Linked DNA regions of Homo sapiens: region 1 is linked to region 2. Evidence: chromatin loops called from intact Hi-C (ENCODE). Cell type or tissue: heart left ventricle. All regions are shown on one strand. Links, peaks and the distances in the headings refer to the core of each region. The heading gives the core; the rest is flanking DNA.

The links. A loop is a pair of places that touch in the nucleus more often than their neighbours do. Peaks named below come from ENCODE experiments on the same cell type or tissue, not always from the same donor. Only the 100,000 strongest peaks of a DNase experiment are listed, where the experiment ranks them.
Region 1: a loop joins it to region 2, with 6 times the contacts of the local background. A loop is called at or near these places in 5 of 110 quality-filtered maps.

What each region holds. Positions count from the first base shown.
Region 1 is chr13:41,490,967-41,498,904 of GRCh38, forward strand. No RefSeq gene overlaps it. Among named protein-coding and RNA genes, the nearest start is that of RGCC, 37 kb to the left of the region's middle. In heart left ventricle, for the core only: no CTCF peak of the experiment used is centred there; a DNase peak (open chromatin) is centred at 3,419; H3K27ac peaks cover 1,732 bases.
Region 2 is chr13:41,609,569-41,617,506 of GRCh38, forward strand. VWA8 (von Willebrand factor A domain containing 8) reads right to left here. Exons shown (of 45, transcript NM_015058.2): 38 at 5,408-5,516; 39 at 2,008-2,164. Among named protein-coding and RNA genes, the nearest start is that of MIR5006, 45 kb to the left of the region's middle. RefSeq lists an enhancer at 4,846-5,838. In heart left ventricle, for the core only: no CTCF peak of the experiment used is centred there; a DNase peak (open chromatin) is centred at 4,803; H3K27ac peaks cover 2,500 bases.

The sequences.
Region 1 (7,938 bases), core at 1,922-4,421, 120 kb before region 2:
GGTTTTGGGAAAAGAAATGGATCTCTTTACATAAGTGTGTGTGTGTGAGAGAGAGAGAGAGAGAGAGAGAGTGTGTGTGTGTGTGTGTGTGTGTGTGTGTGTGTGTGTGTGTGGAGTGGGGGAGGGGGCGCGGGTAGTTTGTACTCCATAAGCTTCTTTTGGATAATGACTTAAGGGCAAATGGGCTGTGGACTCAGTCACAGTTTGGAGTTCTGGGAATGTTGAAAAAAGTATTTTCAGAGTTTCCCAAGATATGTTTCAAGGAGAACAGTCCTAACTCGTTTTGCAAAAATTGCTGTTAAGGTCATATGTGCTTGAGAAATGCTGCATGCTATAGGCTCCACTTGGAGATTCATTATGCATATTAGTGCTTATATTACTTAGGGGCCAGTCTAAGTTCTGGATCAAAGACCCCAAGATACAGTGGCTCAAACAAGATGGAAGTTTCTTTCTAACAATCCAGAGATGATTAGTACAAGGCTGAGTAGGTGGCTTTCTGGTCCAAAGTGGCTGCTCCTGCTCTTGTCATCACATTTACATCCCAGCCAGCAGAAAGGAGAAATGGCAAGTCAAACATAGGCTTATTTCTTTAAACAACATGACTAGAAGAGACACCTCACTTCTGCTCACATCCCCTTATTCAGATCTTACATCCTCATTCCCAGCTGAAAGGGAGGCCAGGAAAAAGCATCTAGCTGGCATATATGTGTTCAGCTAAAATTTAAGAGTTTTATTATTAAAGAAAGAGGAAGAGAATGACTATTGGAGAACAACTAGTTATCTCTGCCACAGCATATTGAAGGCTTTGAGAAATCCTGCAGCTAAGAGATTTGGTCTGTTTTTGGTTTTTGTTTTGTTTGTTGATGAAAAAGCTACCAATAATCCAGAGTCATTAGTGTTCCTTGGAACATGCCTTGGGAAATGCTTTTATAGGTAACCTCAAGTCAGCGGGGTCTATTGCACTCCCCTTCCTCCAAGATCTGAGTGCTGAGACCATGGCCTTGCAAACTGCCTGATTATTATTTGGAGAGTGTCAGCTAGTGGGCTTTTCTGGAACAGAACGAGACTGGATATTGTATATGGGAAGCTGGTAGAATATTGTGCATGCAAAGCTGGTATGTTTTTGAGTTTGGAAATTCTCTGTTCTAATTTCAGGGAGGAACAGTTAGAGCAAAACAAAATGACAAATACTGCACACACCCAAGAGTAAGAGGCTCTAGTGCCAGCCCAAATATTTATACACCAGCCAGCCTCCAGAATGGGACAGAAGAACCAATGAATACCTTTTCCCTGGGGGATCATGACAGAGGTAGGCTACATTGCATGTTCCACATGTGAGAGGCATGTCTGAAATGAGGAGCAGTAGAAGGGCGGCCATTGGCAATTAGTCAAGGTTGGGAATCCTGAGGAGGCTTCTCCATGGGAACATCCCCCTGGGTCTGGGCTGAGGAAAGGAGGAGAAAGTATGAGCTTTCAGGCTAGACAGGGTTCAAATCCCAGCTCTGCCTTGTAGTAGCTGGGTGACCTTGAGCAAGCTCTTTAACCTCTCAGAGGCTCTGTTTCCTCATTTGTAAAGTGTAGGTGTGAGTCACTGTCTCCTAGGGTCATTGCAATGATCAAATATAGAAAAGAAAAAGTGTCTGGCACTCCTCCTCCTCCTTTTCATACCACAAGGACATTGGGCTCCTGTACCCAAGGTAAAATTAAGCTTTGCCTACAGTGGCTGCAGAGGGCAGTTCTAGCCCCATTATTCCTTGTCTGATAGAAGAAAGTGGCAAATCTGGCCTAATGCAATCACAGCGAGGAAGGCAGAGAAAAAACACTGGGCAAAGGGGCAGGAGAGAGGGTGAAAGCCCCAGTCCTGCTGTGAACTGGATCCCTTCCCCTCTCTGGGCCTCAGATTCCTCCAAGTTAATCGGACTAAATGGCCTGGGGTCTGTTCAGTTCATACAGTTGGTGGGCTCTGGCCTTATCCTCAGACTGCCAGCTCTTCTCTGAAAAATAGATGGAATTTTTCTTGAATTTTCAGTATGTGCAAGAAGCACGTACTTCTCCAAAATGCCTTCCTGTGTTAATTTATTTGACTAAGAAGGTTTGCAGTGACAGACACCAAACAGGAAACGGCTGTCATAGCTGCTGTCTGCAAGTTTTGTTTTTTTTTAAGGCTTTCTCCTGCACAACTCACCTTCTCTTCATGGCTTGGTATCAAGTGCTGGGGTGAATGGAAGGGAAAGGGAAAGGGAAACACATTTTTAGAAGGGAACATTTTCCTTCAAGTTCAGGGTCTACTGAAGGTTAAGGAGTATGACTATCCACAATGGCAGCGTTAGGTGGCTCCATTGCAGGGCCTTTGCACACTCAGTTCCCTCTGCCTGGAATGTCCACTCTGCTCGGTTTTTCTAGTTAATTCTACTTCTTTAGGATCAGCTCAAGCATCACTTTCTCAGAGTCTTCCAGATCCGTCTAGATTGTTTGTTGGTGCTGTGTTCTTGTAGAACCTTCCTTCAGTGCACTCATCTTGGTTTGCAATGGCATGTTCAGTAGTGTGATGTTTTGGTTAATGTCTCCCTACCCTCCTGTAACTGGACCATAAGCCCCACAAAGACAGGAGCCTTGTGGCTTGCCACCACATCTCTGGCAGCGAGCATGGTGCCTGGTACATAGTAAGCACTCAGTCCATGTCCATTGAATGAATGAGAAAACTCCCACCCCTTCCACAGCCCAGGTAGGCTGGCCACGACACAGTGTCTGTGGGATACATCTTGGCCTTGTCCCCTCGCCTGGTCAGCCTCGTCATGCAGGCCTTTTTTGCTTTCCATTCTCCAGGACTTTGTTTCCACTCTACCAAAGCATCTGATAAATTAATCCAGAGCCAACACTGGTGCCGGAGGCCCATGACAGCCCCTTCCGCAGCTACTTATAACTAACTTGGGGAGCAGGGGCCTCTGAAGACTGCGAGAACTTTGAGGCCAAAAGGAATGAGTATCTAATGGTGGAACTTCAGGTACCCCAAATGGCAGTAGAGGAAAAGGCTAACCCTGATCTTAACACTGTATCAATACCTTTTCTTGGAACTCAAAGACTCTAAGTCAGCCCCGTCTTCCAAGCCGCATTGAGGGCATTGTGCTAGCACACTGTGGGCACATGCATGTGTGTGTGTGTCTGTGTGTGCACACGTGTGCCTGTGTGTGTGTGTGTGTGATGAATTAGAGGGAACAGAAGACAAAGACATTGGTCTTGATTGGCAGACCTATAGGAGAAGGCAGGGCCCCCAGATGATCTCGTGTTGAACAACTCACCAGACTGTCCTGCTGGCAACAGCACGACGGCCTCTGGAAGCTCGCCCTTGCTTGTCGACATTACAGAACAGGATTATGTTCCTAACTGGGGTTTCATGCAGCACATGGGAAGGGCCCATTCCCTTGGGCTCCTGGGAGGTGTGTGACCTGCTGTCTTAGGCCCAGAGCCAAAGCCTGTTCTGGAACCAGAAGAGTCAGGGCTTGGCTGTGGCTTCGGAGCCAAAGGAAGCCCCCACCCAGCCAAGATCAGGTCTGGGAGGGGCAGGACCAGAATGTGACCCTTCCCTTGAGGGTATCTTGAAGGTGAGGCCTGGAGCTACAGGAAGGAGGCCCTGAGAGCCCTAGGTGGGGAAGGGCGCAGCAGAATTACCCACTGTCAGAGGGGATTCTGAGGGAGGGCCTCCTGCTTCTTAGGAAAGCACGAGTGTAGAGTAAGTTCCTGGGATAACTTGGGCAGTAGAGAGGAATTTGGGAAACAGGATGGGTTTTTTGGGAGTTTTCTGGGAGGTAAGTAGACTTGAAGGAAAGCAAACTTAAAGCAGAATGGAGTTCAGGATCCTGGAAGGTAAGTTGGCAGCACATCTTCCAAAGATGAGAGCTGTTGGTGTCTGATACCAATGCTGCCTCCAATGGGCTGATCCAAAAAAGCTCACTCTAGTTAAGCTGCCTCATTTCAGAGACAAGAAAACTGAGGCTGGGGCCAAAGGATTAAGTGATGAAACATTGCATCTCTCAAACAAAAACGTTTCAGGAAGGTGAAATCAGAGATGTGAATGTGCCATGGGGAAAATAGCTCCACAAACCCAAAATATAATCTGCCACCATAATCTCAAGGGGACCTAGGACCGATTGAGAGATTAGTTGTGTCCAGAAGGCTGTTCCCTTACCAAGCACGTGTGCACAGATAAGAGAGGTTATATAAGATGGGAGGCCAGGGAGCCAGGAGCATGCAGACAAGAAAAACATTAGTGCAGGGAGGTCACCTTGATCCGAGGAAGCCCATTGTGCTAAGATTAGAGCTGGCCCTCACAGAGGTTACAAAACAAATCAGGGTCACGGCCCTGTGGGCCCTAAGGCACACGGGAAAACAAAATCTGGAACCTTTAAACACTTTAAAATCTGGATTGAGAAAGTGAAGAGATTGCTCCTCTCTGGCAGGCTGCTCACTGGAGGTTTTTCAAGCTGAGCCAGACTGCACACAATTGTTAGTAATTTGTGATCCTGAGATACCAAATTAGTTAATTTTCCTGCATGTGAATTTTCCTTTTTTAATCCCACCTCATCTTTAGGTCCAGAATTCAGCTCCTGCTGTATTAAATCCTGTTTTTAAAGGCAAACTGTTTTTTTCTCCTGGAAAAAAAAAAGAGATAGATGCATTAACATGATCTGAAAGGCCAGATTAGCATTTTCTCCTGATAATTAAGATTCCGCACTAGACAATCACTACCTTATTTCTCCTAAGATGATAGACACCTGGCTTATGTTTCTTCCCTCGGAGATTAGACACTTGTTTTCTGAGTCTCTTACTGGCTGCACAATCCAAGAGAGACATGGAAAATGTGGAGATAGAGGGGTTGGGTAATAAGACCTCTTATTTCAAAGAGGACTGGGGTTTTGCAGGCTGGAGAACAAAAGACTGAATGGCAATTTAATGCTACTCAAAAAAGGTCACCTGGCAGGGTGCAGTGGCTCATGTCTGTAATCCTGGCACTTTGAGGGGGCTGAGGTGACAGGATTGCTTGAGACCAGGAGTTTGAGGGTAGTCTGGGAAACAAAGTGAGAACCCGTCCCTACAAAAAAAATTAAAAAATTAGCTAGGTGTGGTGGTGTGCACCTGTAGCCCCAGCTACTCAGGAGGCTGAGGCAGGAGGATTGCTTCAGCCCAGGAGTTCGAGGCTACAATGAGCCATGGTGGTGTCACTGCACTCCAACCTGGGCAACGGGCTCCCCATCTCAATAAAAAAAATAAGGTCACCTGCTTTTCATACCAAGCAAGGGACCCCAGGGTTAAGGGACAGCACAGGACATTTAAGTTGGACACACTTATCTGGTGGGGAGTGTGTGGGAGTGTTGGGGTTTGCTTTCTCCTGTGGCTTTTTCATTTCAAAAGGATAGATTATCATTTGCTCTAATGGGTGTAGGGAAGTCCCTTTCTGAAGGCAGAGGGTGGGCCTGGAGCCTGTAAGCTTTTCCTGTCCCGTGGCTGCTCCCTCCAGGTCTCTGTTCTTCACTGCCCCCCTCTTGAGCTCTTCTACTTTAAGGAACCAAATGCCACTTCCACGGTGGAACTGCGTGAGCTGGCGCCTCTATGCCCAGAGGCTGCAGGGCAGGCTAAAAAGAGAATGTGGCCTGGGATCACCTAACGTTGCCGTTTCAGCTCCATCTCATCAATGCAGTGGAACAAGGTGACTGTCAGTGAAATGTACCCTTTTCTGGGCAGCAAGATCACCTCAGAGCTCACACAAGTTTCTGAGGGCAAAGACATCCTGTCCTGGGATTTAAATAGACAAGTCTAGCATTTAAGGAGCATGAGGTCATTTTCAAAGAGGGCGGCCTAAAGAGGGATGTTTATGTGAATGTGATGCCAAAGGAATCCACTCCAGCTTTTAGAGAAGCTCTGACCATCTCCTCATGGTGGGAATGCAATACCAATGGGTAACAGCACCATGCACGAGGTATTTCACGTGGGAGCTCTCATTTCATTCTCAGAGGAGCCCTGTGAGGCAGGCATTATTATCCCCAGGCAACAGATGAGGAGAGGAAGACTTGGGTCACAGTGGTGGTGAATGGCAGAGCCAGCCTGCACCTAGTTTCACTGCAGTTATGCACATGCTCTTTCTTTCATACTAGCAGCCCCCATGGAAAGATCTGGGTCAGCTGATCTCCTGCCATTCAGGCTCAAAGGTTGGCCTCTTTGGGACTATGATCAGGCAGAAGTCTCAGAGCCTTGTACTTTGTCAATGAAATCCAGTGTTTTCCTTCATCTTCTAGCCAATGCCCGACAACCTCAGAAGGAACCAGGGTCAACGTCACCACAGTTAACACATGCCTTCCAAAAAAGGAGCTGGGTAAAGCACCAGGGCTCCCTCAGTTTCCCAGGCTGGGCCACGGGAAATGCATAGAACCAGTTTCCTCAGGAGCTGAGCCACAGGGATAGCTGGTGTGGCAGCCACCCAGCTTGGTCCTCTAGATAGTTGAGTATCCTGGGAATAAGATTAATGCCAGCTGAAGCCATGGCTGCCTCATTTGTCTTCACATCGCCCCTCGTATCTCCTACATAGCACCTGTGTCATACCCTGCTTCCACCACGCCCAGACTAGCACACAACCTGTCTCCTCCGTTAGACCATGAGGTGTTGAAAGGTGTGGCTGGTGTGCCCACACCATGTTGCCAGGAACACGTGGTAGATAGAGGCTTGGATGAACTGAGTTGAAAGGAGTTTGTGTTAGAAGCAGGTAAGAGGTGCTTCTTCCCTCTTTGCACAAACTTTGATCTTAAATTCCTGTGGTTAGAATATGAAATTAATGACTCCAGGTTTTTAAACTAGCTTGGAATAATGAGAATAAAGCTGGAGTAGGACCTAGCACAACTCCCTCAAATCCTGGGTTTGCTACTTTCTAAGATTTGGGCAAGTTATCTAACCTATTTCAACTTGAGTTTCTGGCATCAAATATGAGTCCTAGTTAATCTGAGTTTTAAGAGAAATGAATGAGATCACAAAGATGAAAACACTTGTAAACGGGAAATACAAGGTGAATAATTTTTTGTGTTGTGGAAAAAATATAATGAATAATCCAGTTGTCTTAGCAGTTCTAGAGTTTTGTTTTGTCTCATTTTATGACATAGCCCTCAAGACACACACACACACACACACACACACACACACACACACACACACACACCTGTAACTACCTAAATCAAAATATAGAATATTAGTACCATCAGAGGCTCATTTTGGGGCCCTTCATAGTCAATATCCCCCAAAAGTAACCCTAGATTTGACTTTCCTGTTCTTGCATTTGGGATTTTACCTGAAACCTCTTTGTTTGGGGTTTCCCCAACATCCCAGCTCCTCCTCCCCTGCCTTCCAGTTCTGCAATGCCCCCTGGGTTCTCCCACTCAAGAGAGGTTACACCGTGAGATGATGGCCACGAGGCCAGCCTCAGGGCCCACAGACCGTGGAGGAGCCCAAGGCTGGAAGCCACTCCCCGCCTCTCAGGCTGGATGTACCTCACAGGCCTCTGTTACCACATTTCCATAACTTCACACCCATCTGCCTCAGAGTCATTCTCTCCCACCAGCCTGTGAGCTTCCTGAGGACATGGATCATGTTCTATCCATTCTACATTCCTTGATCCCTGCCGCAGAGCAGGTGTTTGCGTAACCCACCTGAGTTGTAGAGTTTGGTATAGGACAGGATATCAAATTTGGCAGGTACCAAATTCATTACCCAAATCACTAATCAGGTAACGAATTCACCTTCTTAGCTGAGCTCAGTGGCTCGTGCCTGTAATCCCAATAATTTGGGAGACTGAGGTGGGAGCAACACTTGAGGCCAGGAGTTCACGACTAGCCTGGGCAACATAACAACACTCCATTTCTATAAAGAAATGAAATAAAAAAGAATTAACCTCTAGGG
Region 2 (7,938 bases), core at 3,411-5,910:
TTTGAAAAGTTCCTAGTAAAAGGTTGAAAAATTTTCAGCAGCATTAAATGAAATATTCACCAAATGGGATGAAAGTCCCATTTCTACATGAAAGTAGAAAGCAACATCTTTCTCTTGGTGTTTTGCTGTGCCCCATCTTTCTCAGGATCTCCATGTGTTTCTATTTCTTTCTCTCCTTTCTCACACGCTTGGCCAACTCCTCTGTCTTTCAACCACCTTACGGTATTCTCTTTTACTTCAACTGAGACTCTTCTCTGCAGCATTTACTAGAGGTGTACATTTTCCTCATCCCTTCCCCATGTCCTCTCTTTCCTCTCTTACATCCGCTAAATTCATTTGCGTTAAGGGCACAGATGCCCCTTACTTCTTCCCCTGTAGGGCAATTGTCCTGAAGAGAACCACACTCCTTACTCCTATTATGGCAACAGGAGAAGGGCGTACATACTTGTGGCCAGGCACTGTTACCTTTCTGCCTCCCTGTGAACTATGTGTGTGCCAGAACACTCTTATCTACCTGTCCACTTGGGCAAAAAATTAGACTGAACAATTACTTGGCAGGTTTTAAGGGTGGCAACAACAGAACTCATTAATTGCGGAGGGGAGAATGACACATTTCCAATTGTTTAGTTCTTTTTCTAAATGGGTACTTTATAATTCATAAGAAATGCAGAGAACTTTCATTCTAACAAGACTGTTCACTACACTATTCTCTACCCTTTTTTGAGAGGCATAAACACTTTCATTCCTAACATAGTTACCTGTTCTCATAACCTCCCTGGGAGAAAGGGAGAGTGAATTTTATTTCCAGAAGAGCAAATTCAGGCACAAAGAGGACAGATAAACTGTCAACAGTCACCAGGGAAGCCAGCAGAAGGGCTGAGAGCAACACTCTTGCCTCTAGCATCAAGTGTGTTATTTACCTGCTGAACCCTCGAGGGTCTGAGCTGGCAGGCTTTCCTGAGGGTGTGGCGGCAGGGCCTGCATTCTTGTCTCTATTGTCCTGTACTGTTTACTTGCAGGATGTGGAAGCACAGCATGTAATGTAATACCAGATGTTCTACGTGGGAGGAATTTCATAACTCATACATTTTAGCATGCTTTTTTCTAACTGCGCCCATCTCCTTTCATGCAGCACAAAAATGTAAATCTGTTTCCCAAACTACTACCAGGTCCTGGAATCTAAAAGGAAATACTGGTGGTTCTTTGGTATTTTTCACTTTTAGTTGAAGCACACATGTGGATGTCTAGGGTAACATCATGTGGATTCTTCTTATTTTTTAAATGGCTCCTATTGTAGTGGCCCAGAACAGCTGGGGAATGTCCGAGGGCCACAGGCTCACTGGCCTAGATTAAGGCCTCTACTCACTGATGAGGCCTCCCTATCCAAACTCACTGTCCCTCCTCCCGAGCTGGTACCCATTATCCTGAGTGGGCTAGCTGCCTCTCTCTTCCATAGACACTATGCTCATCCTGCCCTGGTGCCTCTGCTCATTTAGTTTTCCCTTTCTGAAATATCCTAGCTCTTCTCTTCCCATCTCTAAATCCTAGCTGAGCTCTGGCCCCACCTCACATCAGCCCACTAAACTTGCCTTTCTCTGCACTGCTGGAGGGGACAGCCTCCGCACCCTATGACTTTAGCACTTAACTCTGTGCATGTGTGTATGTATGTTCCCTTGTCCTGTCTCCGCACTAATCTGCAAGATTTCTGAGGGCAGGAAGGGACCATTGTGTAGACTTACCTGAATTCCCTATGTTGCCTAGGAACAGATAGACATGGATGGGGCGATTTGAGCTTTAGATTTTAAGGAGCCTGAGTAGAAAGAACAGGTGATTTTGTTTATTTGGCTGTTTCCGTTAGGGACGGGGATGGCTGTGGATTTCAGTTTGAGGTCCGAGTTGCTGCATGAGGTGGAGGTGGAAACACACACAAATCTAGGTTTCCCCACAGTCCATCATGACATTTCACCATAGCAGTAGTGCTGGTCTAAATGTGATGGGAGCACTGACCTCTGCTGGAATGCTCTCTGGCCCATCTCTCTAGCAGCTCTCTTGACCTCTTCGGGAACTGCATCTTTCTCAGCCTGAGAGACCTGGTACACCGTATGGCCTGCATCCAGCCGGTAAGGGCCTCCTTTGCCACCCAGGCCTGCCGTGTCTCTTCCCCCTGGAAGGAAAACGTGGAAATTCAGATGATAAATCTGAACTTGACCACAGAACAAAAGTTGGGTCATGGTTTTAGGACAGCCTTGTGGAGGATATTAATTGTACTTAACTAGTAATTAAACAGTCAAATTACCTTCTGGAAAAAGATGTATTCTCTTGTTTAGGATGCTTTTCCTTTTTCCCATCCATTAAAATACTACCTATATATCAAGGCTTACTCCAGCTTCTATGACACCTTAGCTAATGCTGCTACCTCATAAGGATCCATACTCTTGTGTACTATTTGTTATCCTTTCATATTTATTTTTCTCACCAACTATATGATGGATGAGATATTTTATTTACTTTTGCACTACCGCACCTATAAGAGTGGTTTGAATATCATAGATACTTAGTATATATTTGCTAATTAAATGAACAACTGTTTCCCTCCCTCACATATTACCTTAGTTTTCCTTAAAAAACCTAGACAGTTAAGCTATAAATACTGTTTTTTTCTGTTCTGCAAATTATAAAAATAATGCACAGAGAGGCTAAATGACATATTCAGGACCTCGTATCACTGGCTTAGCCAAGATTAGAAGCCAATTATTACACCAACTTTGACTTCTGGTTTGAACAATATATAACATAAACACCATCAGCTTTAGAACAGTCTTTCAATAGAAACTCAAGTTTACATAATACATATTACATATACATATTACGTTTTATAACATAACATTGTATGAACTGTTCATATTGTAAATGCCTGTAAGGCCAGGTAGGTCATATGATAAAAAGTGGTGGGGACATTGGCTAACTTAGGATTTACCTTGTCTAAATACATGAAAATTGAAATTATTTTAAAACACTACATGGACCAGAGAAAAAAACACATCTGTTGGCTAGATTTGGCCTTTGGGCTATAAGATTGTTACCCCTATTTAGGGGTAGATTAGAATACTAGTAACCTGTTTCTTTTGTTCATTCACGTATAACTTGAGAACTTAGAAGGGAATCCAATATTGGAGGGGCAGTATAGTATAATACACTGCTATTGTAGAGTATATTATGATATAGTTAAACCAGACTGCCTGGGTTTGAATCCTGGCTCCAACCCACCAGCCATTTATCTTTGGGGAACTACTTAACTTCTCTGTGTCTCAGGCTCCTCTTTATAAAGTGGGGATACTAATATTATTTACTTCATGGGATTGTCATGAAGCTAAAATGCTTAGAGCAGTATCTGGCACATAATAAAAGCCATATAATGGACTGCTTTTACTATTATTATTAAACAAAGCCTAGTTACACAGAATTAGGCAATTTCTAGTTTTATAAAGTGGAAAATTTGAAGGCTTTTAGACTTTGGGTAAATTATGTTACATTTTTCTTTCACCATCACCACCCCCACCTCCACCTTACCACTGAGCTTTAACTGGTCTAACAAAACTAAAACCAAGAACTCAATATGAACTGCTTTCCTTATGAAAGTCCAGGTAGGTCATTTCCTTTTGGGAAATACCATGAGAACTGCCTATTAATTACACTACTTTAATCTTTTGATTGGAACATATTTCACTTTTATTTAGAAATGGGTGGTGGAAAATTCCTTCTGGGATGTGTGTGACTCCCATTTCTTACTCATGGCCAGCCAATAGGCAGAGGGGTACAGTAACTGGACAGTGACAATGAGCTATAGGAGGAAAAGGTGTTTCTGGGATCTAACTCCTTTCCTACAGGAGGGTATCCTGAGTATGGGTGGATCATGAATTTGAGCTGAAAGCTTCCTAGGTGCTGAGATGTTATCATTCTGGTGAAAGGGAGAAAGTGGTGGAACCATCAGAAGCTGGTGTGAGTGACTGGCCACCTGAGTCGCAGGGCCCCAGGCAAAGTCACACTGGGGTGGAGCAGGAGGTGCTCTTCATGATCTCCACTTCCCAGAGCCTTTAATTTGTACTATTTAAATGAAAGTGCTTACCAGAGGTTCTAAGACTGCAGGGCATAAGCCTGGACATTCCAAACCACTTCAGAAGATAATGGGGAGGGTGGGCAAGGGAGGAGCATTGATGAAGAAAGGGGAATCAAATGACTTGTTGGGCCAGAGCTCAGTTCAAAGTAAAGAATTCTGAGGGAAAAGAATGGCAGAGAGAAAAAGAGAAATTGAAGCCAAGGAGCCTTGATCAATTGAAAACTAAAAGCCAGGTGAAACAAATGTAGCCTCAATCTGGACAGATACGTGAGCTAGTAAATTCAAGTTTGGTAACAAATAGGAATTTCTCCCCCAGAGTAGTCCACTGCTGGGAAACCACATCTGGCCAGCTCGTCCCACAATGCATTCCATATGGATTAAATCTTGTTGGCTTGACGCTAACTTCCAGATCAAAGGACATTTCTAAAAATAGCCTTACTTTAAAGCTGATGCTTGATGAATAAACAGAGTAGGCAAGAAGTCCACAGGCCTATTTGATAGCACATTGTCTAAGCAGAGAAACCCATTTCCTCCCGAGGCTGTCAAGGCCAAGAGGCACAGACCATCCTAAGGAAGGTGAAGTACAGAGCTCCTGCCAGCACTCCTCATGGTGAGATAAGCTCAGACAGTGCGCACACAGTCTGGCCCTATTCCTGTGGACTCGCAGATGTGTCTGCTCCAGCTGCCGCAGAGGAAAAAGGAAGACGGCAGTCCTGGGAACAATGCCCTAGTTGGGCAGCCAAGAGGAAGGAGTCGGCCATCGGTTTAGACTGCAACCAGCCTTATCTCGAAATCTTGCATCCTCAACGTACTTCGAAGATGTGGAAGACAAGGACCATTTCTTTTCAGTCAGTTGCTGAAGAAAGAATTTACTGTGGATTTCTGGCATGATCCCAAGGTCATGGAATTTAAAAGAAGGGATTAACACTTTAGTGAAAATATTCTTCATGCCAGGCACTGTGCTCAGTGCTTAACAATCGTAATCTCATTTAATCCTCACCACAATTTAAGGTAGTTCACACTATCCCCCTTTGACTGATGAAGCAACTCCAGGAGGGTCAGCATGTTCTTAGGTCACAGGGTGGCAGAGCCTGTGGGACTCCAAATGCCAGGCTCTTCACATGCCTTGATGTCACGCTGGGGCAGAGGGCAAGACAACAATCCAACTGAGTAATGAGGGAGGCTGAGAAGGAAAGCCCGTCTCTGAGTCTTCTCAGGGGCGATGTGCTGGCCTAATGGGCTTGGGAAACCTGGGGAAGGCTGACTCAGGAGAATGCCTGTGCTACCAACCTGTTCCGCCAGCCCAAGTGTTGCCGCCCACGTGAGGCATGTTGTCTGGGTCCTCCTTCCCGTGTTTGGGGGAGCTTACATCTTCACCACTGTCTCTGTTGATTGTTATCTAAAAATGAACAATTGAGACATTTTTACTATCCTGTGACAAACACCAGGGACTGCATGACAGAAAAAAAAATTATTTTCTCCTAAGTCCTTAAGGTATCACATAACCTCAGGCCACTGGACTTGATAAATGCTGTGAGTATTTGGCAAAAATTCCATCAGATGGATTCCAACATCCATCTAGTTGGGAAGAAGAACTAATTTTTTAAAAAACTCTTAAAGAAAAGTAAAGGAGCTGGACTGCATTATAGCTACAGAATTTTTCTGGTGCAAACCAAGCTGTGAGCATTTACACATGGCATGAGACTTACCAGATGCAGGGAAAATGGATCTCACTGGAGAGGGGTATTTTGCCAGTGGTTTAAAAGGATCACCACCTAGCTGATCCAGCTGAGTCATTATATACACACTTACCCATTCTGTTTTCAAAGAAATCCCATTACTCTGAGAGATGCCATTTTACATATAATATATGGAAAAGAAAAACAAAAAGTTATGTATGTATGCCTTAGTGATAGATTTATGTTATATACTAAAAACTGCTTATTTATTTTTTTGACCCACTTCAATTTTTATTATGGTATTTTGTAGCTTTCCTAATTCATCTTTATTGTAAAACTAGATTTATGATTCCTGCAATTCAAATAGAATAAGAAGTACTTTAGCCTTCCTCTGTGAGAGCCTGAAGTTCATTGCTTCCTATTTCATTCAGTACAGTGTCACCAAAAGGAGTGACAACCACACAGAAATTTCAATCCTAGTAGTCAGTTCAGTAGATACTACTCCACAATAAATCAAAGCATTCACATTTTATGCACACCATGAGCCTGCTCTCAGATGCAATGATTTCCCAGAAGACAAGATCAAATTCTCATTCATTTGTTCAAATAAGACTTAAAGAAAATGTACTGATGGAACATTCTGTGAGGTACCATGGGGCCTACAAAGCCATTGACGATTGGTTCCTGCCCTCAAACTGCTTACAGTGGAACAAGAGAGCTTACAAATAAATGGGCCTGAAGTCAGTCTTTAGAGTTAACCATTCCATGTTGGTATATGGGATTTTCATTCTTGATGTTGGGATTAATGCAGTTAGGTAGGTAATTTGAGGTCTTTGCAAATAAAATGGCCATTCAGAATAAAATCAAGACAACTTCTACTGTCTTACGTCCAAGTTGGTTCATTTCAAGTGTTATGACATCGTAGGGATTTTAATTAGCTGGACTTTTCTGCAAATAGCTTCGGCAGGATCAACAAAGTTTTTGCCAAAACTTCAGCATACTCCAAGAAAATTTAGCAGCCAGACATGACAATTGATATAAATTCCACACACATAATCATGCTCTAAAAATGGGTGAAAATAATTTTTCCTCCTGTTTTCTTAAACAAGCAAGATAGCTAGGAACATTTAGAGAAAAAAAAAACATTTAAAATACTTTCCCAAAAACTTGCCACCATTTTTCAACTCGTTTATAAATAATGTAAGAGATAAGCAGTAAATTAAAATACATATACTGGCTACAAGAATTCCAGAAGAGCACTAATCAATAAAATTTTCTGTGTTGATGAAAATGTTTATATTTGAGGTGACCAATATGGTAGTCACTAGCCATTAGCTCAATATGGCTGTGAGCATGTGAAATATGGCTTGTGCGACTGAGGACCTGAATTTTAAATTTTATTTAGCTAACTAAAATTTAAATTTAAATAGCCATGTGTGCCACTGGCCATCTCATCAGACAGCGCAGCTCAGGCACAAGCTTGCCTCAGACCTGGAGATCCTGTTTAGAGATCTTTGCAGCACCCTCTAGATGTACTCCATGAGAAATGAGAAGGACAAAGAACATTTCAAAACTGGTACAGTTTTATTCTGTTGCTAATTTAATAAATCTATATGAGTCTGGGCGCAGTGGCTCACACCTGCAATCCCAGCACTGCGAAAAACAAAACAAAACAAAAAAACTATATGAAAGGTATGATTACAGTCTAAATTTTTTTAAAACAAACAGAATGGAACTTACATATGGAGATACTATTTTTTTTTTTTCTTTTTGAGATGAAGTCTTGCTCTGTCACACAGGCTGGAGTGCAGTGGTGCAATCTTGGCTCACCGCAACCTCCACCTTCCAGGTTCAAACAATTCTCCGGCCTCAGCCTCCCAAGTAGCTGGGATTACAGGCACCTGCCACCACGCCCAGCTAATTTTTTTATTTTTAGTAGAAACAGGGTTTCACCATGTTGGCCAGGCTGGTCTTGAACTCCTGACCTCAAGTGATCCACCCGCCTTGGCCTCCCAAAGTGCTGGGATTACAGGCATGAGCCACTGTGCCAAGATACATTTTTTTTTAAATAATAAGAAGATACTTTATTTTTTAATCATAAAGACACAATTTATTTTTACTTTTTATTTTATTTTTAATTAT